Linked DNA regions of Homo sapiens: region 1 is linked to region 2. A link is an interaction called in ENCODE POLR2A ChIA-PET data of the cell type or tissue named here. Cell type or tissue: Panc1. All regions are shown on one strand. Links, peaks and the distances in the headings refer to the core of each region. The heading gives the core; the rest is flanking DNA.

Evidence for each region. Peaks named below come from ENCODE experiments on the same cell type or tissue, not always from the same donor. Only the 100,000 strongest peaks of a DNase experiment are listed, where the experiment ranks them.
Region 1: POLR2A ChIA-PET joins it to region 2 with 9 read pairs; 2 of 35 experiments call an interaction of 5 or more read pairs at or near these places.

What each region holds. Positions count from the first base shown.
Region 1 is chr7:92,731,868-92,748,765 of GRCh38, reverse strand. The region is part of intron 3 of CDK6 (cyclin dependent kinase 6); the gene reads left to right. Among named protein-coding and RNA genes, the nearest start is that of CDK6-AS1, 96 kb to the left of the region's middle. RefSeq lists enhancers at 10,512-10,661, 10,862-10,931. In Panc1, for the core only: no CTCF peak of the experiment used is centred there; a DNase peak (open chromatin) is centred at 7,880; H3K27ac peaks cover 1,396 bases.
Region 2 is chr7:92,592,460-92,609,357 of GRCh38, reverse strand. LOC105375397 (a long non-coding RNA gene) reads left to right here and starts at 8,423. Exons shown (of 3, transcript XR_927744.3): 1 at 8,423-8,924; 2 at 14,090-14,182. It overlaps CDK6 (cyclin dependent kinase 6), which reads left to right. Exons shown (of 8, transcript NM_001145306.2): 8 at 1-4,437. RefSeq lists a silencer at 10,465-10,514. In Panc1, for the core only: no CTCF peak of the experiment used is centred there; no DNase peak of the experiment used is centred there.

The DNA.
Region 1 (16,898 bases), core at 6,408-8,907, 150 kb before region 2:
TCAACTAGATTTAAGGAAGTACTGTAGTACTGAGAGGTCTTAAGGCCAAAAGACACCATCTGCTTATTTCATTTTATTTATTCTATGTTATGAAAGAGAGTCCCTAGCAACAAGACACCTGGTTACTAGCCATGTGACTTGAGCAAGTCACTTGACTTTTCTGAGCCCTAGTTTTCTTATCCATAAAACAAGGATTAAAATATGCAAGTCAAATGAGTTAAAATGTAGAAAGTATTTTGTAGACAGTTCAGCATTCTATGATATAAAGGATGGAGATTCTTCTCTTGTGTATTTTCTAGTTACGTCCATGTGCTTTTCAACTGATCATAGAACTATACCAAGGGTCTGACCAGTAATAATACTGGCATATCAAAATTGCCTAAAGTGATGTCAGCTAGATTTTGCATGGAGCCTTTAATGGCCCGCCAAAATGACTTGATCTACTTGGTGTCCCTAAAGGCCTTTCTTCCTTCTGGTTTGAGCGTTTGTTGACTATAAAATGCCTTTTTTGCATTTCCTGCTCCTTCTTGCTGATGATATAATAGTTGCTTCTTGAAATACTATTGAAAATCTTCAGATTCTCTGGAAAGCCATATTCTGTAACCTGTTATCTGTAAAAGTTCTGAGTATAGAACATGCAGTATGCCATTAGAACACACAATAAGTTTAGAGATTTAATTTTAAGAATTTTCCATTGTGTATTGAAACACTTAAAAAGTAAAAGCCCTGGGAATAATATAGTATATTACCATCTGCGCATTTTCCCTCAATTCTTTCCTGATGGTAGCTGATGAAATTGAAATGGTAATTTTTAGAATGTTCTAATATTTGATGTATTTAAAATACATCACCTTTTATTGGCCTGCTTTATATGGGAACAAGAAAGCCTACCTAGCAAAGAAATACAACCTAGTTTTATATCTTATTTATTCTGTAAGTCCTTGTGCAGCAGCATGTTAATGTGGACACACAGCTTGTAGATAATTTAAAATCTAGAAAGGGAGAATGAGATACATAGAGAAATAGCCACCACATAAGGCAGTTTATGACGAATACAGTGTGTTACAAATGACAAAAGCCACAGGAATTCAGAAGAGGGAAAAATAAGGACTGGCTTCCTAAAGAAAGTGGCAATTTTTTTAGAATATTGAAGCTGTTACTCTGAGGCATGAGTGACACAAGCCAGCAGAAGCCAGAGATTTGAAGTCTTGCTCAAGATTTGCTGGTTTCCACTTGGGGAAAGACACCATTAGGCTGGGTACATCTGGAGAGATGAGTGCAAGAAGCCAGTTAAGCAGGAGAGAAGTGGACTTGATTGTGGAGGCACTGTGTTTCAAACTCAAATTAGGCAGCTCTTGGGTGGGTGGCTGATACCATTGTTGTGTTTTCAGCTGATTAATCTGGTAGCAGTGTGCTCGTTTAGGAGAAATTACAACAGGAGATCAGTCAAAGAGAATGGTCCTCTGGTTTGGGAATGAAATAATCAGGGCCTGTACCTGGAGTGGGGCAATGATGATTAATTGGAAGGAAATGAGAAATTGAGAAGACTTGACAGGACTTGGTTACTCATTGTCCGGAGTAAAGGAAAAGCAGAAATAGGTAAGTTAATTATCAGTTTGGGGAAGGTGATTATATAGTTTAGTCTTGTTGAATTTGGCCTGGAATAGGAAGGTATATCTCAGGGCACTGCAATAACTTGTGGCTGCAACTTCTGAGCCCCATGTAACCTTTGAGGAGTCATGGAATCTAGGAGAGGTGCCACAATACTAGAAGTGAGAAATATTCTGTGTTTTTTTAAAGATAGGAAAAAGATAGATTCTACAAAATACAATCCAGCAAAATTGATACTGATTTTAGGTTATTAAAATAATAAGTTGTGAGCATATAGAAAAATAACTGGTTAAGAAGTATGAAAAAATGCCCAAATCTCACTACAATAAGAGAAATGAAAAGTAAAATGATAGTAAATATTTCCCCCATCATATTGAGGCAAGCAAAAAAAATAAAAAGTTTTATAATGTCAGGTGTTGGTGAGACTGTTAAGAAATGGATAGTCTCGTACACCAACTGTTGGGATTATAAATTGGAACAGATTGAGTATCTCTTATCTGAAATGCTTAGGACCAGAACTGTGTTTTGGATTTTGTATTTTTTCAGATTTTGGAATATTTGTGTATATATAATGAGACATCTTTGGGATAGGTCCCAAGTCTAAACACAAAATTATTTTTCATTTATGCTTTATACACATAGCCTGAAGGTAATTTTATACAATATTTATACTTCTGTGCATGAAACAAAGTTTGTGTTAAGTACTTAAACGTGGAATTTTCCACTTGTGACATCATGTTGGCATTCAAGAGGTTTTAGATTTTGGAGCATTTTGGATTTTGGATTTTCAGATTAGGGATGCTTTGCCTTTAAAGCATTTTGGAGGTAATCTGGAAGTATCTTTTAATATTAAAAATACATATGTTCAGCGACTGAGACTTCTCACTTCTCAGAGAAATCCTGGTACAAGGGCAAAAGGAGGCATGAATAAGAAAATTTGCTGTAGCATTAATTATAATGGAAAAAATGGAAATAATCTAAGTTCATTAGTAGAGGGATGGCTGAATAGACTGCTATGTATAGAATACTATGTGACAATTAAAAAGAATGACATAGACCTATAAGAAATTATCTTTAAGGCACAGTGTTGAGTTGGGGGAAAGCCATTTTTTGGACTGTAGGTACGGTCTGGTTGGTTCCATTTATCTGAAGTACATGTATATCTCATATAATTCACAGAACCAAACCTGGAAGAATATACAACAAACTGATAATAGGGACTACCTCTTTGGAAGAGACTAAGATTAGGGTAGGTGATAAGTTTGCCAGATTTAGCAAATAAAAATAGTGCTTAGTTAAATTTTCATTCTTTTGCTGTATATTCAGTGTTTATTGGATGGCTGGATTGATAAATATAGTATGAAGCAGATTTGGGGCCCAAAGTGAAAAAGCAGCAGACTTATCAGCAACACAGGTTCCTGGAAATAGCGGCTACATTTAAAATTTTTTCATGGAAAGTTATTTTCAAACTCAAATACTCTACCCTCAACCTTATCTAATTTAATCTTTATCATATCCTGTGAAGATAAATATTATTTTATTAAAGAGGTTCAAAGAGCGAAGTACCACATTTGATCAGTTCTAAGATGCCCATTTTTTCACAAATGGGCCTTTGAAAACAGAACACATTTTGAAGTCACTGTTCGCAGGCATCAGTCCTGATCCAGTGGTGATTGCCTGCCCACGTGCCTGAAACTTGCAGAGTTACTCAATGGCAGGCATGAAAATCCTCGAGGTCATAGTAGAGTTCTACTGCTCTGTCATCAGTGCCCTTCATGGGACAGAAGACAAAATTGTGTGGAAAACACAGACATCTAACAACTCTGAGTAGAAAAGGATGTGAAAGAGCAGGACTCTGAATGTGAAGAAATTCTTGGAATACCTTCATCAAATTATTTCATTTCAAATTTAATTTTTAATGTATGTTCAAGAATGATAGATAAAATCCAAATGTGAAGAAGTCTGCAAGAGCCCTTTTAATGGGCATAATTAAAACTTCTGAATGATAAGAAATTGTGTCATGTCAGTTTGACAGTCATTTGTCTTTTTTAGTAGTACATTAAGATTTAGATTCGATAAAATGGACATGTTAATTAGCTTGATTTAATCATTCCACAATTTATACATTTATCAAAACATCACATTGCACCTCATGAATATATATATAGTTATTATTTGTCAATTAAAAATAAAATACACAAAATTACCCAAGGTCGCCCAGCGAGAAAGGTAAGAGTTAGGACCATAAAGCCTATACCTTGAGTCTCTTGCAGTGTACTATAGAGTGAAAGGAAGATGACTATACACTTTTTGTCTTACTTACAAACTTTCCACTCTTCGTGTTTCAAGAAATTGAGAACTGTCCAGGGAGTTGGCAGTGATAAAAATGTTACATATTTAACATTACTTGGAGAAATTTGGATTCTTCCAAATGCTGTAAAATAATAATGTGTACATTCATATAATAGTTTTACTTTTCAAAGCAGTTACACACATGCATATTACCTGATTAATAGTGTATGAGACAAACATAGTATCCTCCCATTTACCAATGAGTAAACTGATGTAAATGGAAATTAGGTAAAGTACTACTAAGAAGCAGCAACAGATCCCAAAGGAAAACTGAGGTCTCTGTTATGGTTTGGCTGTGTCCCCACCCAAATCTCACCTTGAATTGTAGCTCCTATAATTCCCATGTGTTGTGAGAAAGACCCGTTGGGAGTTAAGTGAATCATGGGGGCAGTTTCCCTCATACTGTTCTAGTGGTAATGAGTAAGTCTCACGAGATCTGATGATTTTATAAGGGGAAGCCCATTTTGCTTGGCTTTCATTATCTCTTCCCTGCTGCCATGTAACATGTGACTTTTCTCCTCCTTTGCCTTCCGCCATGATTGTGAGGCCTCCCCAGCCATGTGGAGCTGTGAGTCCATTAAACCTCTTACTCTTTGTAAGTTACCCAGTCTCTGATACGTCTTTATTAGCAGTGTGAGAACAGACTAATACAGTCTCTGTGCCAGTCCATGAAACATCTAATGATTAGCCTGCCAGGGAGGTCCTGAATAGCATACCTGTACTGAATAACTTCCCAGATTTGGACAAATATTGGAAAGACAATAAATTTTTTTTTTAGTTGCAGAATAAGAGATGTAGAATAAAGTGGGTGCACTAATCTCAAGCATACAGTTTGATGATGTTTTACTAGTGTAACCATCCAGATCAAGATACAGAACATTCCAGTCTTCCTTATGCCTTCCCCAGTCTATAACTCCCTCCCCCAGATGTAATCACTACACTGACTTATTTCATATAAAAAGTATGTGCTTTTTGTGTATAGCTTCTTTTACTGAGCATCTTGTCTGTGAGATGAATTTTTGTTCCTCTCTCTGCCAAAATGTTTCCCAAGTGGATAGACCATTTGTGTTTCACCATCAGTGTATGTGACTGCTCTCCATCTTTGTCAACTCTTGATATAGTCAGTTTAAACCATTGTAATGATATCTTATTGTGCTTTTAATTTTCAATTCACTGATGATTAATGAGGTTAACCTTTTTACAAGCTACTGGACTTTGGGTTTCCCCTTTTGTGAAGTGCCTGTTCACATCTTTAACCCATTTTTAAATATTGGATTGTGTGTCTTTTTCTAATTTAGTTGATGGAGTTCTTTCTTTTTTGAGACAGAATTTCGCTCTTGTGTGTCTTTTTCTAATTGAGTTGCTGGAGTTCTTTTTTTATTATTATTTTTATTTATTTTTATTTTATTTATTTATTTTTTTCTTTGAGACAGAATTTCGCTTTTGTCACCCAGGCTGGAGTGCAATGCCATGATCTTGGCTCATGGCAACCTCTGCCTCCCTGGTTCAAGCGATTCTCCTGCCTCAGCCTCTTGAGTAGCTGAGATTACAGGCACCTGCCACCACGCCCAGCTAATTTTTGTATTTTTAGTAGATATGGGGTTTCACCATGTTGGCCAGGCTGGTCTCGAACTCAAAGTAGCAGGAGTTCTTTATATATTGTGAGTATAAGTCCTTTGGCAGATACATGCAGTGCAAAAATCTCCCAGGATGTAGGGATTTGAATGGGATCCTTCCCCTCTCTCTTCACCGAGAAAGGGCAGCAAACTAATGGTCTTATCACTTGGACCTCTCTTCTATCTGAGCACTTAAAAAAATATAGAGAGACAAAATGTTTCCCTACTGCCTTTTAGCCTATTTTAGCAATTCATAATATGGAACACAAACATCCCATACTTGTACATTTTAAGTCTCCAGTAAAATATTTTTAACTGCGAACTCTAAATATGTTACAGATAATGAAGCCTCATAGCTAGGCTTTTAAATATTAAACACTTTCAATTTCCAGCATGCATTTTATCTTCCAAAAAAGTACAAAAGGGGTGTGTGTGTGTGTGTGTATATATATATGTATACATTTTATACATATAAAATTTTAACTGGTAAATTCAGAAAAAAAAGAGTTTACAAACTTTAAAGAAGAAAAACAATTTGTTTAGCCTACCATTGTACTACTTTGTGAATGAAGAGTCTAAGGTTGTGTGTGTATGTATATTTTGGGATGAGTGTAAAAACTGTATTCCTCTTAGATATATAGTTAAAGTACAAAATAAAAACAAACTACATTCAAATATAAGTGTTAAAGAAACACCAGATAGCACTGGTGAGCCTGATACCTCTTGGCAAACCAGCAAGTGTCATGTCTGACACTCTGAGATGACCCCAAAATCTGTGCTAAAAAGTTGCCTGCTTACAGCCTTAGCAGATAAAAACCTTCAGAAAACATTTTTGAAAGGTGCTGTGTGCTGATTCTGACAAACATAACAGAAGAACAGAAGCAGAGATTGGAAATATTCAAGGAAAGAAAGTACAATTTCTATTTCAAAAGAAACTTCTTACTTAGGGTATTTACCTTGGTTATTTTGCCTTTAAACTTTTGATTAAGCTTTTCACTCTCAACCTAAGCAAAGTTCAAGTTGTTCTGAGAGGACATTATTGATTTAGTTTTCATTCTAAAATATTTTAAACAAACTGAGTAAATCTTAAAAACAACCCAGTACTTATTTGTATCATTGTTTGTCTCTAAAATGGTTCATTTTATTGTCTGTCAGCACCACTTCTAGCTTTTACTTTTCCAATAATTTTATGCTTTAAATATTAAAAGCATAAAACTTATTGAGCACCTATTCTTCCCTAGAATCTGTCAGGAAGTGGCAGTTAAGAAAAACAAAACAAAACAAAAAACCCTGAATAACTTGTACTTACTATCTTCGAGTAGCTATAGTCTGTTGAGGACATAAAACAGTGCTGTTTATAATTTAGAAAGTTATGTGCCATTACTTAGAAAACTCTGAAGTACTATGCCGTCTGTTTCTGTGGAATATTTTTTTAATGGTCCTTAGAGGATTTATTTCACAAATTTTACCAGAGACTTACTACATTTTTTTATTTTCTAAAGACTGCTGGCTACTAACTTAAAAAGTAGGGTTGATTAAAAGAAACATTAATATATATGTATAATTTTAACTGGTAAATTCAGGAGAATCCAAAAAGTAAAAATCACCCATAATCCTACCATTTTCAACACCTGACAGAGGTAGCAATCTTTAACTGTAGCTATATCTCTTTCCAAACATTTTTATATATATTCAGACTAAAATTGCCAGATTTAGCAAATAAAATAAGGACATTCAGTTAAACTTGAATTTCGAAGAAACAACAAATGATTTTTTATTTAAATATGTCCCACATATTGCATGGGACACACTTAAACTAAAAAAGTATTTGTTGTTTATCAGAAATGCAAATTTACCTTAGTGTCCTACGTTTTATCTGGCCATCCTAATGCAAACATAGCCACACATACATAAACCTGTACATATATCTCTTGTTTTGTCAGAATAGAATCAAGCTGTATATATCACTCTAAGCCTTACTCCTTTCTCTGTCGATTTATCTAGTTTACATGTCAGAATTACCCATGTTCTTTCTAATTGCTGCTTGATATTATACAGAGAGACACATCATCGTTTATTTAACTATTCCTCTAATTGTGGATATTTTAGCTGTCTTCATTTTTTTACTCTTTCAAGCAAAACAGCACTGAATGTCTTTGTATTGACTCATTGTAAACTTGTTGGTTTTGTAGCCTGAATTCCTAGAAGTTGAATTACAAGGTTGTAGCATATTTTTAAAGCAGCATTGGGTCATTCCTTTCATACTTAGTGCCTGAGGCTGGAGACTTGAGGAGTTGCAGAGGGGCCACGTGTACCTGGGCACGAGGTGAGGAGGAGCTTAGGTTTCTGATGATATGGGCCTTGTGTGTGTTAGGCACCTTTCTGGCTTCTCAAATTCGGTTTCCCGCCTTCACTGTTCGCTCCATGAGACAAGGCATCCTTGTTCTCCAGCCTGCCACACAAGTTGGCTCATGATACAAATGTAGAATGAGTAAATGAATATGAATTTATTCAAGGGGTTGCTGAGAAAAATAAATGAAATAATGTATGCAGAGTACCTGGGAAAAAAATAATGTATGTAAAATGCCTAGGATGCTTCTTTATTTTTCTCATCCCACCCCCATTTCCAGTTACTTTCTTAGCATCAGGAGGCTGTAATCTAGGGAGGGTGACATTACAGTTAGAGTAAAGTGGAATAAGTTCTGTGCCAGAACTATGCTCAGAGCATTGTGAGATTATACGAGGCGGGCACATAACCTGTGCCTGTAAGGAGAATTGCCCAGGATGTGGCCAAAAGTTACTTAAAGTAAGCCTTGAAAGACAAGTTGAAAGGAGCCAGACAGACAAGATGTGTATGTTGGAAGATGTGTGTATATCGGGGGATAGGACAATGGAGCAAGCATTCCAGGAAAAGCAAATAGCATTGCAACAGAACAGAGATATAATAGAGCATGTTACCCTCAGAGCATAGTAACAGGGATGTAGGAACAGCTGGAAATTAATCCAGAGATAGTTAGGAAGCAGACGTTAAAGTGCTTTAGGTAACAATCTAAGTTTTACCTTTGTCTTATAGTGAACAGTGGGGGACTTCTGCATGACTCAGATTTACCTTTTAGGAATATCACTTAGGGCTAGGCATGGTGGCTCACACCTGTAATCCCAGTGCTGTGGGAGGCCAAGACAGAAGAGTTACTTGAGCCCAGGTGTTTAGACCAGCCTGGGCAACATAGCAAGACTCTGTCTCTACAAAAATAAAAATAAAACATTAGCTGAGCATAGTGGCATGTGCCTATAGTCCCAGCTACTCAGGAGGCTGAGGAAGGAGCATTGCTTGTGCCCAGGAGTTTGAAGCTGCAGTGAGCTTCACCACTGCACTCCATCCAGCCTGGGCAACAGAGTGAGATCCTGTCTCAAAAAAATAAATAAATAAATACCACTTAGTGCAGTGGAGAAAAGATTAAAGATGCAAAAATCTAAAGACAGGAGTTCTTTGTGTCGGAACACCATTGTAGTAATCCAGGCAAGAGATACTGACTACTTGGCAAGGGCCATGGAGATGGGAGAGAAGGGCTTATTTGAAAGGTAATGTAGGAACTATAATTACCATGATTTCGTGACTTGTTAGATATGTGTTTGGGAGGAGAGAAAGAATCTAAAATGTCTGTCAGATTTCTGAATTGATCATTTGGGTGGATGGTGGTACCATTATACCAGATAAGAAATACAGATGGAAGGACAGGTTTTGGTGGGAGTAAAGAAACTGTATTATTATTTTGGAACAGATGGAGATTACAGTTACCAGGGACTATTCTAAAAAACATAGCAGGAAGCATGTGTACATTTGCACATGCAGAAGTTTGCACATCTGGAGCTTGGGAGAGCAGCCCCAGCTGCCTTATGACTGGGGATGCCTCAGAATGTGACTAAATGTTGAAGCCACAAATGAATGGGAGATGAGGGGTGGAGGCAGAATTTAAAATTTAAGACAGTCTTGAGAAGTATAATTGCAAAGGTAATTATGGAAACACAAACAAATGGTGAATGTTTTTGGTAGCCATTATAGACAATAGCAAAGGGAGCTTACTAGAGACCCAGAGAAGGCAGTACCGAAAGCCCAGATGAAGTTAGAGACCATGATGTGCAACCACTTCAGACTTGTTATGAACATTTTCTCTCAGCAGTCCTAATTGTAGAGATGTGCAAATTGTTCTGAGATTAGGCCTTAGAGGACCAGTATAAGAAAAAGTGGAAGCCAATTTTTGGTGCCTGGAAAAAGAATAATACCAAAAGCTGACTGGGGGTTTTAGGTGGGCCAGGAAAAGTTTGAAGGCAAGAGGCGCACGTTTAAGAAAACAACTAGTTCAAGACATTTTAGACAGGGGTATCCCTAAATCAGAGTAGCACTGAATACATAAATTGTATTTGCAATGCAAAAACTTGGATACCTGTACTCTATTATGCTGAACACTAAGAGTTTCCCATCTATAGGGATGCCCATGTTTCCCTGGGCAATTCCTATTGTAATACCAATTTTTTTTTTTTTTTTCGGAGATGGAGTTTTGCCCTTGTTGCCCAGGCTGGAGTGCAGTGGCCGGTCTTGGCTCACTGCAACCTCCACCTCCAGGGTTCAAGCGAGTCTCCTGCCTCAGCCTCCCTAGTAGCTGGGATTACAGGCATGCACCACCATGCCCAGCTAATTTTGTGTTTTTAGTAGAGACAGGATTTTACCATGTTGGTCAGGCTAGTCTCAAACTCCTGATCTCAGATGATCTGCCTGCCATGGCCTCCCAAAGTGCTGGGATTACAGACGTGAGCCACTGTGCTGGCCTGTGATACCAATTTTAACATTAGCTGGATAAATTCTTCTTTGTAAGAGTCATTAGATCGTTAACCCAGTTCTCAGTTTTGCCTTGGTGGGTAGCTCTTCAGTTCCATTTGGCCTGAAGATCCCCCTTCCTCTGCACCTCCATGCTTTTCCTGACTAGTTGTGACCACCCAGATCCTCTTCCTCCAGCAGATTGAAGAAGTTGTTAGTGAGGAGTACATGGTCCTCCTTCCACTGGAGATACATTGGCTACCTCTATCATAACTGACTTCAGTTTAAAAAGTCAGTCCTTGCAACAACACAAAATAAAAAATGTTGAAGTCCCACCTCTATGGAGTCCCCATAAGCAGCTGTGCGTGCAACTCTACCCAAAACAGATAATATGCACAGATGTGTTTATGGGAAGGAGGCACAAGGACTTTCAGTGTGTTGTTTTCAGTTTCTCACCACTACAAGGGTTTCTTTTCTTTTTCAAGGAGGTACATTGTGGTAAGCATGTTTTATGACCCATAATAAAAACCCTTGTAAAGACCATTTTTTGACCAAATGAAGCTAAGTGTTCTTTTCAGAGTCCTTGTTTGCTCCTCTCCCCCTCTCTGTATTGGAATGCACACAGTTCAGCATTAATGGATAACATAAGGAAATAATGTCACAAATTCTAGTTCTTATTTGTTAAGTTGAGAAAGCAACCAGAGTTAACTATGTAAGAAAGTTCATTTGTAATGTTTTTCCCGTTTTGGTAGTAGCTTCAGAATATATATGTTGATTAAGTAAAATGGTATATTTCATGCTTATAGTATCCGGTTATTATCCTATAAAAAGCACCTAAGGACAGTTTCGGGAAATCTCAATAGTCAGAGAGGCCTACAGAAAAATCTGTCCAGGTATAGGGAAAAAGCAACTTAAAACCATTTTAGCAAGTTGGGTCATTTACAAAATGAAACATGTAATACATTCAATGAATAATAACAGATAATTTCTAAGGACCTAGACTTTCAAAATTAAGAACAGACCACATAACATTTGATTTAATTAAAACAACAGATATTTTAAGGATTATATTATAAGTTGTGTTTGTTGATCTTAATAGAGTGTTAGGGAAGATAGAAGGCTATCCACATACTAACTGGGGAAAATTCAGTGGATCTGAACTTATAGTATTATCACAGCCTCATCTTCATTTAGTGGCACCAGTGCTGAACCCATTACCCAAACTGGGAGGTTTACACATTGTTTACCCAAACTGGGAGGTTTACACATTATTTTTAGTTCTTGTAGCCACCCTACAAGAAAGTGTTGTCCCCATTTTACAGATGAAGAAACGAAGGTTAGATGCTAGCGGAGGGAAGATTAAATAACAGGCCCAAGATCACACAGTGTGCAACCTGGAAATGTAGCGGAGCTCTCCAAAGATGGGCCATTAAAATTGAACTGTGAGAACAAATATTAATATATCACATTTGTCTCTTGAATTGCTTTTCCCCTTGCTTTTTGTTTCAATATTCTAATTTAGACCTTCTCTATCATATGTTCAGAATAGTATCATAGCCTCCTTACACCACCTCCCATCCATTATGTATGCTAAAATGTCAATAATAACATGCCATGGTTTTACACATTTTTACTACTTACCCACTGAATATAAGATAAAACACTATAGACTCCCTGTGTCCACCAGCAATAAATCCCTTTGCAGTGTGGTCCCATTTAGCAGTGTGCCCTCTTTAGGACCCTGCCTGCTGGAGCTATAGCTGGTGTACAAACACGTAAGCACTTCCTCCTCCTCTATTAGTGTCCTCCATGACAGATGCTTCCCCACACCAAAACTAATACCAGCCTTCCTCCCAGATTGGCTTAGATGCTGCTCCCTCCTTGGTGCTTACTCAGTGCCTAGCGCTCTTGTGCCATTTGTGGTCCTTGGCACATACTGACATGAAGTATGTAGGTACATATTCTTTTCTCCCTGCTAGAGTAAGAGCTCCTTGGGACACTCTATTCAGGTGCTTCCGTGTAGCATCACCTGACACAATGCCTTACACATAGTAGGGACTTCATAGTTCTTTTGAATAAGTGGTAGCAATTTATTATGTGTATGAACTTTACAATAAATAAAGTGCTTAAGCATAATATCCTATGTCATATATATAACCATAATACACATAATCATATATAAATATATATTACATAATCTATAATATATCTTGTTTAAATCTTTTTGTGGGGTCATTTTCTCAAAAATAGATGTGAAAAGCAAGGCCCACGAAAGTTGCAAGTGACTTGTCTTAGATTATCTAACTTGCAAGTACAAATTTGGATCCAAAGCTTTTAGCTCAAAACCCAGTGCTCTTTCTTTTAAATCATACTGCCTTCAAAAATGGAAATTTACATCTCATGTCTAAGTGACTCACTTAGGTTTATACGTACCCAAAAGAAACTTTTTTAATACTTTTATGCCTCCACTTGGCAAGCAGTCAGTAAATTCTTAGTGAATAACCAATAAGCCACAATGCAGGATTATGGCTTTTTTGCTAAAGAAAGACTCAGGAATCAGTTTAATCGGTGAGAATGTTCTATAACTCCTGTACACAAAACCAAGAGCAAAGGTCACTATAATTCATCTTAATGCATATCTATAGACTATTGGGTGATTCATCCAATCAAGTAAAACCAAAAGATTTCTATGTATAACGTGCCTTGTTCGATTCTTGGAGAATATAAAGATGCATTGCATTCCTGTTCCTCAAGGAATTTGCAATCTAGCTGGATAGCGCTTGGCAGTTTAAAAAACAAATCAAATCTATAATATAAAATAATCAAATGTCTAGGTTCTCTCCACAGTTCTATGACAGAGGCAGGGCAGGATTTATTCTGGTTTTTATAAGTGAAAACCTGAGGCTCCAAAAAATTGGGACTTCATAGACACTGGGGACTACTAGAGGAGCGGGGAAGAGCTGAAAAACTACCTATTGGATACTGTGCTCACTACCTGGGTGATGGAATCATTTACACCCTTAGACATACAAAGGTATGAAATATACCTTTATAACAAACCTGCACATATACCCCCGATTCTAAAATAAAAGTTGACAAAAGTAAAAAATGAAATAAAAAATCTGTACTATTACAAAAATGATAAGAAGGAAGGTGGAACTTGCTTAATCAACTGACTAGTGGCTGAGTTGAACGGAACTTAGTAACACTGGAGTAAGAGACTGTACTTTGAGAAACTCTGATATGATCATATGAAATTAAAGTAGTATTAGGGGATTTGGCCAATAGTCCAATTCTGCATCCAAGTGAAGACTCAGGCAAAGTGATTTGATCTGTGGAATACTTCTCTTAGAGATGGGAGAGGATAAGGTACTTAAGCTAGTCCTACCCCAAGCTGTGGAACAATGTGCTGAAATCCATGTCTCTTGACCCCTGGGCAAGTTGCTTCTGAAAGAGATGGTAAGATAGGAAGCATCCTTCATTGTTTTTGTTCAGTGTGTCAGTGTTCATTATAGTCATGGGAGTTTTATATTTCTAAAATAATGAGCCCAAAGTCTCAACACATATGAACATGTTTTAATGGCTAAAAGGTACGAATACTGATTTATATGCCATGCCTCTTTTGTCCCTATCCCGTAATCCAAACCTGCTCTTTCTGATTCCCCTGGAGTTTTATCGCATTCCTCCTAAAAGGAGTCAGTGAGTTCTTTTTAAGCTAATGGCCTTCATAGATTTCATGGTCATTTTTAGTTTTGTTTGGGCCCTCACTTCTTTATGAAAACTCATTGAGCATTTATTGACACCCATTAGTACAATGTGGTGGGAGGCCAATAAATCTAGAGGAAGAGCAATTTAAGCAGGACCCTGCCAGGAGTTGGGGCCATGGGGCAGTAAATGAGTAAAGATGGCAGAAATCCACAGAGTACCAGGAGGCAGGGCCAGAGAGCTAGGTGGGCTTTGGCTGAGGGGGCTGAAGCAGGAGAATTATCTGATAGGATCAGGTTTACACTTTTAAGGGTTCAGTCTAGACAGAGAGTACAAGATGGATTTGAGGACTGAGATCAGTGGGGAAAGGCTAGGTAATGGTATATGTGAGGAAGGAGAAGGCGGACCAGACCCGCTATAGTGGGAGCCTCAGAGGTGTAGGAATTGTATTTAAAAAGACACGACTTTACTGAGGAGCCCAGAACAAGACTTGAGTAAATGAAGAAAAGGAAAGACTCAATATTGTAAAGGTATCTGTTATCCCCAAATCAATTTATCAATTTTTAAAAATCATTGAAAATACTAAAAGGATTTTTGGAAGGTGTGGGCACTCAATAAAATGATTCTGAAGTCAGTTCATAATCATAACATATAAGAATATCCAAGAATGCCAGACACGATGGTGCACACCTGTAGTCCCAGCTACTTGGCAGGCTGAGGTGGGAAAATAACTTGAGGCCAGGAATTTGAGGCCAACCTGGGTAACATAGACCAGCCTCTAAAAATAAATAAATACATATTTTTATTTTCAAAAAATATTCAGGAATGTTTTATAAAGAGTGGAAAGAGAAAACTTTCCCTGCAGATGTTAAAATTTACTCTAAATATTTAATAATTAAAGGAGAGAGGTACTCTAAACAGAGCCAGAAACAAAGAGCAAAAGTCCAGAAAATAACTTCAAGTAATTTAGAACATGAGAAATAGTGGCATTTAAAATTGGTGGGTAATTTAATGACTGCTTAAACCCTTTTGCTAATCATAGAATATAAATAAAAATAGAAAAATATAGAACCATTAAAAATTAAGCTGTAGATCTACATTGCCAATAGATCTACATGCAAATGAGTTCAGTATACAGCATGATGTGAAAAAGACAGTTACAAAATTGTATGCATTCGCATTCCATTTAGAAAACAGAGACTAACCATCTGCATGAGTATTATGTAGATGGCAAAAATGGGATGAGGTTAAAGAAGTCAAAGTTCTGAAGCTAATATTAGCTGGGCATCCTAGTGATGTTGGAGTCCTGCAGGAAGACGTTGAGTGTGGGGTAAACAGGATGAGCCATGGTTCCTGGGGAATATAGAGAGTTGACAGTAAATGATAGTGATGGCAAAGGCGATATTATAAACATTAATGGAAGGAGGTACACACCTCAAAGAGAAAAGGATAACCACCTGAAAGGGATGATTGCCAACAGGAAAAGAATGTTGGTACAGGCCCCATTGGGTCTGTACCTCACCCTGGGGTGAATCATGGTGGCTATAAATGAAAGATAATGTTCATAACATATTTAAGTTAATATAATTTTAATTAAGTTAGATTTGTTAGAATAATTTTCAGCTGCAAATTACAGAACACTCAATGAAAAGTGGATCCAGATAAGGGCATTATTATATACATAACTACAAGGCTGGAGGCAGACAGCCCTAAAGTTGATGCAGCTATTCATTGATGTCATCAAAGACCCAGACTCTTTCCCTGTTTACACTCTGGCCTTTTATGTGTACAGATGATGTTTCAAGATGGTTGCTACAGCTCGGTAGCATTCAGTATAAGACGTGGGTGAGGAATGGGAGATGAGGAAGTACAGCAGAGAGCATTCTACTGTGCACCTCTTATCAAGGAGGAAAATGCTTCCTGAAACTCTCTAGCCAATTTGCCCATACAGGACTGGGTGTCATGTTCATCCCTGGATCAATTCCTAGCAAAAGGAAATGTGATTGCCTTCATTGGCCTGGACCAGGTCTTCATGGCTGACAACCAGCAGTATCTTCTATATCACACAAATAATTATCTGTTCTACTCTTGTGGAAAACCAGCTCCTCTAAGCATTACCTCATTTGAAGAGGAAGGAAGTACAGAGTGAGGGGAAAATTCTCAAAAGAGGGAATTGAGAGGAAGAATGTGGAAAGATAAGAAAGTATTTTGTCCAATTGCAGCCATTAGAAAGCTTATTAAAATTTCTTCTTCTGTTTTTGAGAGCTGTCGCCCAGGCTGGGGTGCAGTGGTGCAATCACGGCTCACTGCAGCCTCAACCTCCCAGGCTCAAGTGATCTTCCCACCTAGGCCTCCCGAGTAGCTGGGTCCACAGGCATGAGCCACCATGCCCAACTAATTTTTTGTTTTTTGTAGAGACAGGGTCTCCCTGTGTTGTCCAGGCTGGTCTCAAACTCCTGGTCTCAAGTGATCCTCCCACCTCAGCCACCCAAAGTGCTAGGATTACAGGTGTGGGCCACCACACCTGGCCTAAAATTTCATTATAGAAAAGTGTGTGTTGAAATGGGGAAATATTCACAGCACATTGTAAAATGTTTTTAAAAGCCTCACAAAACAATGTGTATAGAATGATAGCCACTTGGGTCATTACCCAACAACCTAGGAACTTGGGCTTCATGTTTTCTTACTTCTTTACCCAGTGCTGATTTTTATCTCCTGCTCTGAAGAAATTATGTTTAGCATTGCATATTTGCAGTTTCAGTTCCTGATGATTTTCCACAGTGGGTTAAAAATAGCCA
Region 2 (16,898 bases), core at 12,947-15,446:
TATACTTTTTTTAAATTTACAAGTCTACTTAAAGACTTCTTATACCCCAAATGATTAAGTTAATTTTAGAGGTCACCTTTCTCACAGCAGTGTCACTTGAAATTTAGTAGGGAAGGATATTGCAGTATTTTTCAGTTTCCTTAGCACAGCACCACAGAAAGCAGCTTATTCCTTTTGAGTGGCAGACACTCGACGGTGCCTGCCCAACTTTCCTCCTGAGTGGCAAGCAGATGAGTCTCAGTAATTCATACTGAACCAAAATGCCACATACACTAGGGGCAGTCAGAAACTGGCTGAGAAATCCCCCGCCTCATTCGCCCCTCTGCTCCCAGGAACTAGAGTCCAGTTAAAGCCCCTATGCGAAAGGCCGAATTCCACCCCAGGGTTTGTTATAACAGTGGCCAGTCTGAACCCCATTTGCTCGTGCTCAAAACTTGATTCCCACTTGAAAGCCTTCCGGGCGCGCTGCCTCGTTGCCCCGCCCCTTTGGCAGGAGAGAGGCAGTGGGCGAGGCCGGGCTGGGGCCCCGCCTCCCACTCACCTGCCGGTGCCTGAAATTATGTGCGGCCCCGCGGGCTGCTTTCCGAGGTCAGAGTGCCCTGCTGCTGTCTCAGAGGCATCTGTTCTGCAAATCTTAGGAAGAAAAATGTCCCTAGTAGCAAACGGGTGTCTTCTGTGCATAAATAAGTACAACACAATTCTCCGAAAGTTCGGGTAAAAAGAGATGCGGTAGCAGCTGCCCTGTGTGAAGCTGTCTACCCCGCATCTCTCAGGCGCTAAGCTCAGTTTTTGTTTTTGTTTTTGTTTTTTTAAAGAAAAGATGTATAATTGCAGGAATTTTTTTTTATTTTTTTATTTTCCATCATTCTATATATGTGATGGTGAAAGATATGCCTGGAAAAGTTTTGTTTTGAAAAGTTTATTTTCTGCTTCGTCTTCAGTTGGCAAAAGCTCTCAATTCTTTAGCTTCCAGTTTCTTTTCTCTCTTTTTCTTTGTTAGGTAATTAAAGGTATGTAAACAAATTATCTCATGTAGCAGGGGATTTTCATGTTGAGAGGAATCTTCCGTGTGAGTTGTTTGGTCACACAAATAACCCTTTCTCAATTTTAGGAGTTTGGATTGTCAAATGTAGGTTTTTCTCAAAGGGGGCATATAACTACATATTGACTGCCAAGAACTATGACTGTAGCACTAATCAGCACACATAGAGCCACACAATTATTTAATTTCTAACTCTCTGTGGTCCCTAGAAAAATTCCGTTGATGTGCTTAGGTTAAAGTTCTGAAGATACCCGTTGTACCCTTACTTGAAAGTTTCTAATCTTAAGTTTTATGAAATGCAATAATATGTATCAGCTAGCAATATTTCTGTGATCACCAACAACTCTCAGTTTGATCTTAAAGTCTGAATAATAAAACAAATCCCAGCAGTAATACATTTCTTAAACCTCACAGTGCATGATATATCTTTTCATTCTGATCCTGTGTTTGCAAAAATATACACATGTATATCATAGTTCCTCACTTTTTATTCATTTGTTTTCCTATTACCTGTAGTAAATATATTAGTTAGTACATGGAATTTATAGCATCAGCTACCCCCAGGAACAGCACCTGACAGGCGGGGGATTTTTTTTCAAGTTGTTCTACATTTGCATAAATTATTTCTATTATTATTCATGTATGTTATTTATTTCTGAATCACACTAGTCCTGTGAAAGTACAACTGAAGGCAGAAAGTGTTAGGATTTTGCATCTAATGTTCATTATCATGGTATTGATGGACCTAAGAAAATAAAAATTAGACTAAGCCCCCAAATAAGCTGCATGCATTTGTAACATGATTAGTAGATTTGAATATATAGATGTAGTATTTTGGGTATCTAGGTGTTTTATCATTATGTAAAGGAATTAAAGTAAAGGACTTTGTAGTTGTTTTTATTAAATATGCATATAGTAGAGTGCAAAAATATAGCAAAAATAAAAACTAAAGGTAGAAAAGCATTTTAGATATGCCTTAATTTAGAAACTGTGCCAGGTGGCCCTCGGAATAGATGCCAGGCAGAGACCAGTGCCTGGGTGGTGCCTCCTCTTGTCTGCCCTCATGAAGAAGCTTCCCTCACGTGATGTAGTGCCCTCGTAGGTGTCATGTGGAGTAGTGGGAACAGGCAGTACTGTTGAGAGGAGAGCAGTGTGAGAGTTTTTCTGTAGAAGCAGAACTGTCAGCTTGTGCCTTGAGGCTTCCAGAACGTGTCAGATGGAGAAGTCCAAGTTTCCATGCTTCAGGCAACTTAGCTGTGTACAGAAGCAATCCAGTGTGGTAATAAAAAGCAAGGATTGCCTGTATAATTTATTATAAAATAAAAGGGATTTTAACAACCAACAATTCCCAACACCTCAAAAGCTTGTTGCATTTTTTGGTATTTGAGGTTTTTATCTGAAGGTTAAAGGGCAAGTGTTTGGTATAGAAGAGCAGTATGTGTTAAGAAAAGAAAAATATTGGTTCACGTAGAGTGCAAATTAGAACTAGAAAGTTTTATACGATTATCATTTTGAGATGTGTTAAAGTAGGTTTTCACTGTAAAATGTATTAGTGTTTCTGCATTGCCATAGGGCCTGGTTAAAACTTTCTCTTAGGTTTCAGGAAGACTGTCACATACAGTAAGCTTTTTTCCTTCTGACTTATAATAGAAAATGTTTTGAAAGTAAAAAAAAAAAATCTAATTTGGAAATTTGACTTGTTAGTTTCTGTGTTTGAAATCATGGTTCTAGAAATGTAGAAATTGTGTATATCAGATACTCATCTAGGCTGTGTGAACCAGCCCAAGATGACCAACATCCCCACACCTCTACATCTCTGTCCCCTGTATCTCTTCCTTTCTACCACTAAAGTGTTCCCTGCTACCATCCTGGCTTGTCCACATGGTGCTCTCCATCTTCCTCCACATCATGGACCACAGGTGTGCCTGTCTAGGCCTGGCCACCACTCCCAACTTGACCTAGCCACATTCATCTAGAGATGGTTCCTGATGCTGGGCACAGACTGTGCTCATGGCACCCATTAGAAATGCCTCTAGCATCTTTGTATGCATCTTGATTTTTAAACCAAGTCATTGTACAGAGCATTCAGTTTTGGCTGTGGTACCAAGAGAAAAACTAATCAAGAATATAAACCACATTCCAGGCTGCTGTTTTCTCTCCATCTACAGGCCACACTTTTACTGTATTTCTTCATACTTGAAATTCATTCTGCTATTTTCATATCAGGGTACAGACTTATAAGGGTGCATGTTCCTTAAAGGTGCATAATTATTCTTATTCCGTTTGCTTATATTGCTACAGAATGCTCTGTTTTGGTGCTTTGAGTTCTGCAGACCCAAGAAGCAGTGTGGAAATTCACTGCCTGGGACACAGTCTTATAAGAATGTTGGCAGGTGACTTTGTATCAGATGTTGCTTCTCTTTTCTCTGTACACAGATTGAGAGTTACCACAGTGGCCTGTCGGGTCCACCCTGTGGGTGCAGCACAGCTCTCTGAAAGCAAGAACCTTCCTACCTATTCTAACGTTTTTGCCCTCTAAGAAAAATGGCCTCAGGTATGGTATAGACATAGCAAGAGGGGAAGGGCTGTCTCACTCTAGCAACCATCCCTCCATTACACACAGAAAGCCCTCTTGAAGCAAAAGAAGAAGAAAGAAAGAAAGCTTATCTCTAAGGCTACTGTCTTCAGAATGCTCTGAGCTGAATGCTCTTGCTCCTTTCCCAAGAGGCAGATGAAAATATAGCCAGTTTATCTATACCCTTCCTATCTGAGGAGGAGAATAGAAAAGTAGGGTAAATATGTAACGTAAAATATGTCATTCAAGGACCACCAAAACTTTAAGTACCCTATCATTAAAAATCTGGTTTTAAAAGTAGCTCAAGTAAGGGATGCTTTGTGACCCAGGGTTTCTGAAGTCAGATAGCCATTCTTACCTGCCCCTTACTCTGACTTATTGGGAAAGGGAGAACTGCAGTGGTGTTTCTGTTGCAGTGGCAAAGGTAACATGTCAGAAAATTCAGAGGGTTGCATACCAATAATCCTTTGGAAACTGGATGTCTTACTGGGTGCTAGAATGAAAATGTAGGTATTTATTGTCAGATGATGAAGTTCATTGTTTTTTTCAAAATTGGTGTTGAAATATCACTGTCCAATGTGTTCACTTATGTGAAAGCTAAATTGAATGAGGCAAAAAGAGCAAATAGTTTGTATATTTGTAATACCTTTTGTATTTCTTACAATAAAAATATTGGTAGCAAATAAAAATAATAAAAACAATAACTTTAAACTGCTTTCTGGAGATGAATTACTCTCCTGGCTATTTTCTTTTTTACTTTAATGTAAAATGAGTATAACTGTAGTGAGTAAAATTCATTAAATTCCAAGTTTTAGCAGAATGTGTTTTTTTTCTTTCTTTTTTTTTTTTTTTTTTTTTTTTTGGTGCTTCTTATTTGCAACCTGGCCATGTGGTAGAAAGAATGTGTTTTAAAGTTTTACTTTAAGAGATTCCTTTTCAGGCTTCTAGTGTTTAAAAAGTAAATAACAGCTAAGTGAGCTTAGAACTCATTCAACAATTGGCCGGGCACGGTGGCTCATGCCTTTAATCCCAGTACTTTGGGAGGCCGAGGCAGGCAGATCACCAGAGGTCAGGAGTTCAAGACCAGGCTGGCCAACGTGGTGAAACCCTGTGTCTACTAAAAATACATGAAAACTAGCCGGGCATGGTGGCACGCGCCTGTAATCCCAGCTACTCAGGAGACTGAGGCAGGAGAATCACTTGAACCTGGGAAGTGGAGGTTGCAGTGACCTAAGATGGCGCCACTGCACTCCTGCCTAAGCAACAGAGCAAGACTCCATCTCAAAAAAAAAAAAGAACTCATTCAACAATCATGCGTTGCTTAATGACTGAGATACAGTCTGAGAGATGCATTGTTAGGGGATTTCATCGTTGTGAGAACATCATAGAGTGTACTTACACAAATACACACCTAGACTAGATGGTGTAGCCTAAGCCTCCTAGGCTACAAACCTGTATAGTATTGAATACCGTAGGCAATTGTAACACATTGTTAAGTATTTGTGTATCTAAACATAGAAAAGGTACAGTCAAAATATGGTATAAAAGATAAAAAATGGTACACCTGCAAAGGGCACTTACACTGAATGGAGCTTTCAGGACTGGAAGTTTCTCAGGATAAGTCAGTGAGTGGTGAGTGAATGTGAAGGCCTAGGACATTACACTACTGTAGACTTTACTGTACACTTAGGTCACACTAAATTTATTTTAAATTTTTTCTTTAATAATAAATTAACCTTGGCTTACTGTAAATTTTTTAGTTTATAAACTTTAATTTTTTTAACTTTTTGACTTTTTTTTTTTTTTTTTGAGACAGGGTCTCACTCTGTCACCTACGCTGGAGTACAGTGGCACAATCATGGCTCACTGCAGCCTCCACCTCCCAGGCTCAACCTATCCTCCCACTTCAGTCCCCTACCCCCAAGTAGCTGGGATTTCAGGGGCATGATTGACTCTTTTATAATAACACTTTATTTTTAAACACAAACACATTGCACAGCTATACAAAAATATTTTCTTTATTCTATAAGATTTTTTCTATTTTTAGTTTTTTTTTTAATTTTTAAACTGTTTCATTAAAAACTAACATGCAAACACACACATTAGCCTAGGCCTACACAGGGTCAGGGTTATCAATATCATTGTCTTCTACCTCCATATCTTGTCCCACGGGAAGGACTTCAGGGGGCAATAACACACATGGAGCTGTCATCTCCTGTGATAGTGCCTTCTGAAATACTTCCTGAAGGACATGCCTCCGGCTGTTTTACAGTTAACTTTTTTTATAAGTAGGCGTACACTCTGTAGCAATGATTAAAAGTATAGTATAGTAAATACATAAATCAGTAACAGCCATTTATCATTATCACAAATGTGAGTCATGTGTTACACTGTGACATCACTAGGCAATAGGAATTTTTCAGCTCCACTATAATCTTACCAGACCACCGTTATATATTCAGTTCATCATTATGCAGTGCATGACTGTATTTATTGAACCCTCATTAGTTGACTGTGCTAAGCACTGAAGTTACAAAAATGAGTAAGGCAATGGACAGTCCTTTCAGGAGCTTACAGGAAGAGAAGGGGCTGTGAAAAAGGTTTGTGTAACTAATTGCTAATCACCTGGAGATGAGCAAAGTTTTCACCTTGGAAATCATGCTTAAGGGGACTCAAAAACAAAGAGCAATGATTTCCAGTTTCATGAGGAGAAATACTTTGCCCATGTAGAGGCCTGTAGTTTTATGAAAGAGCAGGCAGGGAAGGTGAGGAGGCTGGTGAGACTGTGCCTGGGACAGTGGCCTTCAAATATCTGGATCATAACCTAGAGAAAGAAATAGAATCTGCCAGCATGAGCTGGTACACACATACACACACATACACACACACACATATATGCTGGATCATTTTCTTTGAAGCTGTGTACAAACAGCTCCTTTGGTTATCTCTGGTATTTGGTACTCACTTAGGACCACATTGCATTAAAAAAGCCTAGTAGCCTTTTGCCATTGATTTTACCCTCTGGACTGTCATCCCAATTTACATTTCCTGTTGTCTAGGGAAGAACTCCTTATGTGGATGGCTCCCGGAAGGCCATATTTGTTCAAACTTACATTTTACAAAATGATGCTATGTGGTCCACACATTCTCTTTTCTGTTTTGTTATCTACTACTCTGAAAATAACTAGTGACTAAAGCTGATTTCACAATCACATGAATAGGCCATGACTTACAGTTTGAAAATTATTGATAAAAGAGGCGGGTATGTGAAGGAGAGTCAGGAGGTAAGGTCATATAGGCCATGTAAAGGAGCTTGGAACCACAGAAGGACTTTAAAGAAGGAGATTATTTCTGTTAATTTTTGTTCAACTATGTATGTACTGGAGGCAGAGGGAGGAATAGATCAAGCAGCTCCCGAGATACTACACAATAAACCAAAAGGGGGATCATTGTCACTGATACATATATTCCTCTCTTCGTATATAATATCAGGTATACTGTATTTAAATTGGACTTCCAGAATTCCCTAGAAGCTCCCATTAGGACTTGCCTTTATTTTTTTATAGGTCCTAAATTGCATTTAAATTTTATTTATTTATTTATTTTTGAGGCAGGATCTTACTCTGCACGTAGACTAAAGTGCAGTGGCACAATCTCACCCCCCAAGTATCTGGGACTACAGGCAGGAACCACCACTCCTGGCTAATTATTATTATTCTTATTTGTAGAGACAGGGTCTCACTATGTTGCCTAGGCTGGTCTCAAACTCTTGGGGTCAGGTGATCCTCCTGCCTTGGCCTCCCTAAGTGCTGGCATGAGCCACCATGCCCAGGAGGCTGGTGAGACTGTGCCTGGGACAGTGGCCCTCAAATATCTGGATCATAACCATTTAGATTTTTAAACTTTAAATTTTAAATTTTAAAACTCTTTAAAAAATATTCATGAGGTAATATAAAGGGTCAAGAATTTGATCTTTATTAAGATATCAAAAACTTGTGGTTTATAAAGGGGTCAGTCATAATGATACATGTTTCCACAAACCATAGGCATCTACAACCAGGTTTGATTGGACCATTTTCTTTATTTTTTATTTTATTTATTTATTTATTTATTTTTGAGATGGAATTTCGCTCTTATTGCTTAGGCTGGAGTGAAGTGGCGCGATCTCGGCTCACTGCAACTTCCGCCTCCCAGGTACAAGTAATTCTCCTGTCTCAGCCTCCCAAGTAGCTCGGATTACAGGCATGCACCACCACACCTGGCTAATTTTTTGTGTATTTAGTAGAGATTGGGTTTCACCATGTTAGTCAGGCTGGTTGCAAACTCCTAACCTCAGGTAATCCACTCCCCTCGGCCTCTCAAAGTGCTGGGATTACAGGCTTGCGGCACCGCGTCTGGCCTACTGGACCTTTTTTTTTTTTTTTTTTTGAAGCTATGTATGAACAGCTCCTTCAGTTATCTCTGTATTACTCACTCAGAACCTACTATACATTACATTACATTACATTACATTACATTACATTACATTACATTACATTACATTACATTACATTAAGAACCTAGTAGCTGTTTGCCGCTGATTTTGCCCTTTGGAATGTCAGCCCAATTTGCACCTCCTGTTCTGTAGGGAAACACTCTTAATGGTAGGGATGGGTCCCAGGATGCCATGTTTGCTCTGCAGTGTGGTGAAACCCAGTCTCTACTAAAAATACAAAAATTAGCCAGGCATGGTGGTGCATGTTTGTAATCTCAGCTGCTTAGGAGATTGAGGCAGGAGGATCACTTCAACCCGGGAGGCAGAGGCTGCAGTGAGCTGAGATCACACCACTGTACTCCAGCCTGGGAGACAGAGTGAGACTCTGTGGAATAGAATGCAAAATTCAGATTCTTAAGGCAATGTATTTCTACTTTTATAGATTTATTTTTAAATAAACCCATTTTTATAAAAATGAAAAAAATACAGATAACTTCAAAGATACTATTTGACTTTAATAACTGCATTGGAGGATACCACTAGATGCCCCTTGATACAATTCCCTCTCCTGTGGAAAATTTTGAGAAGCACCACAGCAGCCAAGAGAACACATTGGCACTTGTTTGGAAAGGGGTCTGTTGTTCTAAATGCTGTACCTCCTCTGGTCTCCAGGATTCTTCATTTGAAAATGACAACTATTCTGTGATAAAGAAAGTCAAGTTTACCCATATTCACTGGATGTCTACAACTGGTGTCGGCTTTCAAAGAGCATCCGATACAAGGAGGCAGAAGCATCAAGAGGCACCCAGTAGTTCATTGGTTCAACAGTGATGGTTTGTAATAATAGACCCTCCCTCCTGCTCCTTGGATTGCATTGTGATACAGTGTTATTTAACTGTGGATGCAGCAAAAATAGTGCCCTGGAGGAGAAGGGAAGCAATTGACATCCAGTGAACTCCCCAAGTGCCAATTTGGTACATGCCATACAAACTATCTTATTTCATCAAGTCATTCTTACCTCCAAAGTGAGAATAAGTAGATGGTGTGGTCAGCCCCAAAAAGTTCTGAAATGAAGTTGTATATAAACACATAGGAAAGAAATATCAGTGCATGCTCTAGGGTCTAGTGGTGCCTAAACAGAGTAGAGGTTCAATAGTATTGAATGGATTAGTGATGAATTTCCAGTGGCCAAGTGACTGAAATGTAACTGCTGAAATAAAATCATCACATACTTACCATAAAATATTTAAAGAATACAAAAACTACTAAGAAAAAAATTAATATTACCTGAAACTCCACAACCTGGAGAAAATCACTGCTAATATTTTGATAAATAATTTCTAGATACCTAGCTTTGTACAGATACATGTAAGATACAGGAATGAAATTTTACGCTATGATGATGGGCTGGCTGTACACCCCATTCAATAACTTGTGTTTTGAGTGTTGTGTGTTGCTTTACAGAAGATCTTGGACAATTCGTCATTGCAATACATATAAATCTACATTAACTTCTCTTACAGCTGAATAGTGTGCCATTGTGTAAATGTACTATAATTTACTTACCCAATCCCCTATTGATAGGTATTTCTCCCCACCATATATCCAATTTTTTACTGTTAGAAACAATGCTTCTAAGGAGGGTGCGGTGGCCCACGCCTATAATCCCAGCACTTTGGGAGGCCAAGCCCAGGGGTTTGAGACCAGCCTGGGAACATGGTGAAACCCCGTCACTACAAAAAATACAAAAAAAAAGCCAGGCACGGTGGCATGGACCCTGAGACTGAGGTGGGAGGATGGCTTGAGCCAGGAAGGTCCAAGTAGTAAGTCATGATTGTGCCACTGCACTCCAGCCTAGTTGACAGAGTGAGACCCAGTCTCAAAAAAAAAAAAAAAAAAAAAAAAGAAGAAGAAGAAAGAAACAGTGCTTCTAAGGGCAGTACTGCGCATGCATTTATATTTATTTGCATATGTCAGCAGCTAGCTTTAAGTCATCTCATCACTGGAAACTCATACATTCATTCATTCAACACTTAATGAACTTCTGTTCCAGGCACCAGCAAACCCTAGAAATACAGTAGTGAACAAAACAAGGTGCTTGCTCTCATGGAGCTAACATAAATATTTGCATAGGATAATTACATTATGATAAGTGCTAAAATTGCTATAAGGTAGAAAGTACTTGCATTGGCCAATGCAAAGACTTTGGTATTTACTCTGAATAAGATGGGAAACTGCTGGAAGATGGGAAACTGGTGTCAGAAAAGGCCCTGTCAAAAGAGTTGAGGCATGAAGAATGAGACTAAGGCAGCTAGGTGGGGTGCTCAGGGGAAAGCAGCTGAAAGCTTCAAGGTAGGAAGGCTTGGTATGTAGAAAAGACATCAGTGAGCCTAGAGCATAGTCAGTCGGGGGAGGAGTGGTCAGAGATGAGGTTAGAGAGGTAGAGAATGTAGACAGCCTGTTTGAGAAGCTGAATCATAAAGCAGAACAGAGAAATGGAGGTAGAGCTCAGGGAGGATGTGGTATCAAAGGAGAATTCTTGTTTTCTGAGATGGAAGACAGTCCATTGTGGAAACAGAGAGATTGAGGGTGAAAAAGAAGCAATAACAGCAGAAGCAAAGGTAATGAGAAGAGGGAGAGGAAGGGCCCAGGAGAACAAGAGGAAGAGCTGGATTTGAGAGAGAAAAGGATTAATGGGAGGGCAGGCAAAGACAGTGGGTACAGGTACAAACAGACCAGTCAATATGGCAGTGAAACTAGTCATTGATTCATTTAGTAAATATTTATTGAGCACAGTGATGTGCCAGGCACTGTCCTTAGGCACTGGGGATGTGGCAGTAAACAAAATACACAAAATGTCTTGTTTTTATGGAGCTTGTTTTCTAGTGAGGGGCAACAAATAAATAATTATAGTAAACTAGGATGTTAGATACATGTGTGGGAAGAAATGAGGAAAGGAATATAAAGTGTCATGGGGGTGCAATTTTAAACGAGGAGATCAGTGAAGGCCTCATAGAGAAGGTGACACTAGATCAAAGGACTTACAGAGAAGAGGAATCTAGGTGTATTAGTGATGAAGAAAACAACAGGTGCTAATGCCTTAAGGCAGGAGCATGCCTGCCATGTCCAAAGAACAGCAAGGGGGCCAGTGTAGCAGCAATTAACTGCAAGAGAAAGAAAGGAGATATTCCAGGGAAGTTAGTGGCAGGAGAAGCATATCTTGGAGGGGCTTCTTGGCCAATGCAAAGACTTTGGTATTTACTCTGAATAAGATGGGAAACTGCCGGAAGGCAAGAAGCACAGTCGTGACATATGATCTGTTTGTAAAGCCACTGTGACTGCTCTATTGAGAAAATACTTTAGGGTGGCAAAGATGTAAGCGGGGAGCCTGGGTTAGGAGGCTGTTGTAATAATCCAGATGAGAGATAATGGTAGCTTTGATCAAAGTGAAAACAATGGAGACAACAAGATGTAAGATGTTTTGAAGGTAAAGGTTATAGTAGGTGCTTATAAATTAGACATGGCATTGAAAGAGAAGAAGCGTGGATGGGCTGGGCGTGGTGGCTCACGCCTGTAATCCCAGCACTTTGGGAGGCCGAGGTAGGTGGATCACCTGAGGTCAGGAGTTTGAAATCAGCCTGGTCAACATGTGAAAGCCCATCTACTAATAAGAAAAAATACAAAAATTAGCCAGATGTGGTGGCGGGCGCCTGTAATTCTAGCTACTTGGGAGGCTGAGGCACAAGAATCACTTGAACCCTGGAGGCGGAGGTTGCAGTGAGCTGAGATCACAGCATTGCACTCCAGCCTGGATGACAGAGTGAGACTTTGTCTAAAAAAAAAAAAGTGAGGATGTCTCTGAAGTTTTTGGCTTAAGCAGGTGGAAAGATCAAGTTGCCATTTACTGAGATGGGAAGAATGTAGGAGGACCTGGTTTTAGGGAGAATATTGGGAGTTGGACACTGGACATGTTAAGCTTGAGCTCATATGAGACACTGAAGTGAGGATGTTGACTAGGCAGTTAGAGGCATGAGTCTAGATTCCAAGGAAGTGGTCTAGATTGGAAATAAAAGTTTTGAAGTTGTCAGTGTATGGATGGCATATAAAGCTAGAGATTGGATGAGATCAACAAGAAAGAAAGTGTCTATAAAAAGAAGAGATCCCGGCTGGGTGCGTTGGCTCATGCCTGAAATCCCAGCATTTTGGGAGGCCGAGGCAGGCGGATCACCTAAGGTCAGGAGTTCAAGACCAGCCTGACCAACATGGAGAAATCCCATCTCTACTAAAAATACAAAATTAGCCAAGCGTGGTGGCGCCTGCCTATAATCCCAACTACTAGGGAGGCTGAGGCAGGAGAATTGCTTGAACTCGGGAGGCGGAGGTTGTAGTGAGCCAAGATCATGACATTGCACTCCAGCCTGGGCAACAAGAGTGAAACTCCGTCTCAAAAAAAAAAAAAAAAAAAAAAAAAGGAAAGATCCCAGAACCAAGCTCTACAGTGCCCCAGTGTTTATATGCCAAGCTCTACAGTGCCCCAGTGTTTATATCCCAGGAGACGAAGGAAAATATGCAACAGAGACTAAGTGGACTTTACGAGAAGCAGAAGGTGAGCATAGTGTCTGGAAATCCAAGTGAAAAAAAATCTTTTGAGGAGGAGAGAGTCATTGTTGTGACAAATGCTGCTGATAGGTCAAGGAAAATAAGGGGCAACTGATTAAGCAACATAGAGAAGATGAGCAACCTTGAAAAGAAATCTTGATTAGGTGGTAGAAGTAGAAGCCTGATTAGATTGGATTCAAGAAAGAATTGGTCAGTAAGTGGGATGTGAAAAATACTAACTGTGAAATGAAAAGTACTAAGTGTAAAGTAAAAGATGTGAGGTGTGAAGTATGACCTGGTACAATATTGACCCCACACTTTGATAAGCTCAGAGTACTTTCCTCCTAAGATCAAGAACAAGGCAAGAATGTCAGCTTTCACCACTTCTATTCGACACTGTACTGGAGGTGCTAGCTAATGCAATAAGCAAGAAAACAAAAAACATACAGATTAGAAGGGAAGTAAAGTCTCTCTCTCTCTCTTTTTTTTTTTTTTTTTTTTTTTTTTGAGATGGAGTCTCACTCTGTTACCCAGGCTGGAGTGCAGTAGCAAGATCTTGGCTCACTGCAACTTCCACCTCCCGGGTTCAGGCAATCTACCTCAGCCCCCAAGTAGCTGGGATTACAAGCATGTGCCACCATGCCCGGCTAATTTTTGTATTTTTAGTAGAGACGAGGTTTTACCATGTTGGCCAGGCTGGTCTCAAACTCCTGACCTCAAGTGATCTGCCCACCTCGGCCTCCCAAAGTGCTGGGATTACAGGTGTGAGCCGCCACACCTGGCAAGTCTCTCTTTATTCAAAGACAGTATGAGTGTCTATGTAGAAACTCCAAAGGCTCTACCAAAAAAAAAAAAAAAAAAGGCTACTAGAATGAATAAATTTAGCAAGGTTATAGGTTTAACTGCAAAAGGGCACAAGGAAACTTTCTAGAGAGATGGAAAATGATATCCTGATGGTAGTCACGGTTACATGATCATATATATTTTTCAAAACTCATCAAACTGAACATTTTAAACTGGTGGATTTTACCGGATGTGGAATATACCTCAATAAAGCTGATTTTTAAAAGAAAAAATAAAGATGTTTTCTTTCAATGCTAACAACAAAGCCATCCTGAAATAATTGTCCAAGAATGTTTATAGCTTGTGAGTCACCTCAACAAGGGTGGAACGAGAGGAAAATTACAGTGAAATTATAACCCATTGATTCAGTTGGCGCCCTCATGAACACCAGAAACTTTCCTTTCTGACTCACTTTACTTGGTAGCTTCCACTGCCTTTATCCAATAATAGTACTCAACCTGGGGTTTACAAACGGAAAATTAATTAAAATGAATGTCTATTTGGTTTTCATGATCCAAATCCTTTTTTAAAAACATCCTTTTTATATTTTTTACAGCGAGAAATATAGTTGTCAGGAGCACAAGATGATCACGTTTGCTGGTGATCATTTTCTCTGCATGTAGGCAAAATTACATCCAGAAGTTAAATGGTGAGTGTGGAATCGGAGCAAGGGGAGTTGATTAGCTGAGCAGTCCTATAAAATAAAATAAATCAGAAAGAAGGGAATATGGTGGAAAATAAAAATTCCTATACCTGCCCTCTAAACTCACTAATACCATTATGAAGTATCCAGCAATGAAGATTTCAAGCATACGTACGTAAAAAGTTGAACCATATGAAATTGCCATTCTCATAGGTTAGAAATTACTGCATGTCGGCAATTTCATAAGGCTCAACCAATGCATCCTCTTGCTGCACATACTGCCATACTCTATATACTCACATTCTTTTTTTTTTTTTTTTCTTGAGACAGGTTCTCACTTTGTCACCCAGACTGGAGTGCAGTAGCATGAACACAGCTCACTGCAGCCTCAACCTCCCTAGGCTCAGGTAATTCTCCCACCTCAGCCTCCCAAGTAGCTGGGACCATTATGCACCGCCAACCCCGGCTAATTTTTTATAGAGATGAGATTTTGCCCTGTTGCCCAGACTGGTCTTCAACTCCTGAGCTCAAGCAATCTACCCACCTCGGCCTCCCAAAGTGCTGAGATTGCAGGTGTAAGCTACTGTGCCCGGCCTACTCATACTCTTTATAATTCTCTTTTTCACTTAATAATAATGTATAGTGGCCATTTTTCCCTATCAACACATACAGCTCTACATCACTTTCTAAATAACTGCATAATTTGCCATTACATGGACATACCATACTTTAACCCTTTTGATGGATATTTAACTTGTTTCCTGTCTTTTGCTCTGTCATTTAATATAGTTGGATAAACACAACGGCTGTTGTCTTCAAACACAAAAGCTCCATGTTTTCATTTCCAGTCTAGTGACATGCATGCCAAAACAACATACTTGGGTTTGTGGGTTGAGTTTCTGTATCTCTCACCATTGTTTAAAATCTCAAATACCCACACAACAATAACAAAAAAAAATAGGAAAATCAGGCTGGGCTTGGTGGCTCATGCCTGTAATCCCAGCAATTTGGGAGGCCGCGGCGGGCGGATCACTTGAGGTCAGGAATTCAAGACCAGCCTAGCCAACAAGGTGAAAACCCATCTCTACTAAAAATACAAAAATTAGCCAGGCATTGTGGTGACGTGTGCCTGTAATCCCAGCTACTTGGGAGGCTGGAGCAGGAGAATCACCTGAACACGGGAGGCAGAGGTTGCAGTGAGCTGAGATCTCACCACTGCACTACAGCCTGGGTGACAGAGCGAGACTCTGTCTCAAGAAAAAAAAAAAAAGAAAAAAGAAAAAGAAAAATATATAGGACAATCCACTATATTGTTTAATTTGGATATAGACCCAAGTTCATCGCTAAAGATGCCACCTGAGTTATAATCTTTGTTATTCAAGCTGAAAAATCCTGCCCCAGAGAATTATTATTATTATTAGACTGTTACTATTTACAGCTTTGCCTTTTATCAATGCTTATGTTACTACCCTGCTTAAACAGCTTTATCTCATTTGCAAGAACATGGGTAGATCTGGAGGATGTTATATTAAGTGAAATAAGTCAGGCACAGAAAGACAAATACTGCATGATCTCACTTATATGTGGAATCTAAAAAGGCTGAACTCATAGAAGTAGAGAGTAAAATTTGGTTATCAGGGGCTGGAGGAGTGGGAAGGGAGGGAAGTGGGAGCTGCGGATCAAAAAGTACAAAGATTTAAATAGACAAGAACAATAAGTTTTGAGATCTACTGCACAGCAGGGTGACTATGGTCAATAATAATGTATCATATATTTCAAAATAACCAAGAGTAAGTTTCAAATGTCTCACCATAAAAAAAATAGGTAGGCAAGGTGATGGATATGTTAATTTGTTTAATCACTCCACATTGTATACATATAACAAAATATCATATTGTACTCCATAAATGTATACAGTGATTTGTCAATTAAAATAATATTAATTTTTAAAAGGCTCTACAGCTGGGTGTGGTGGCTCATGCCTGTAATCCCAACACTTTGGGAAGCCGAGGAGGGTGGATCATCTGAGGTCAGGAGTTCGAGACCAGCCTGGCCAACATAGTGAAACCCTGTCTCTACTAAAAATACAAAAATTAGCTGGGTGTGGTGGTGCATGCCTGTAATCCCAGCTATTTGGGAGGCTGAGGCAGGAGAATCGCTTGAACCCAGGAGGCAGAGGTTGCAGTGAGCCGAGATCTCACCACTGTACTCCAGCCTGGGCAACAGAGCAAAACTCTATCTCAAAAAAAAAAAAAAAAAAAAAGGCTCTGCCTGCAGAATAAAATATAACTTCTTCCTTTGGCATTCGAGGTCCTTTGCCTCCAGGCCCAGTGTACCTTTCCAGCCTTGTTCCCTTCTATCATAAGTGTTCTATGCTGCCAAACCTGACCACATCACCACTCCTTTTACGCGGGCTATTCCCTCTGTAATGTCCTTCCCTCTCAGTTCCTCTGAGGGAAGCTGGCCCAGGGTCACAATCCACCTGAAATGCCACTTCTCAATCCTCCCTCTCTTCTCTCCCCTCCCAAAGGCAGTGTGATTTTGTAAGGAAAGCATATGCTTTCATGGTGTGGGTGGGTGTGTGTGTGTGTGTGTGTGTGTGTGTCTACGCGTGCCTGTGTGTCTATGTGTGTATTTAATAGAGACTGCATCTTGTAAATGCTTTCATGTTTGACACACCTGTGTTTGAATCCCCAGCTTCTCTGCTTTCTTGCTGTGGAAG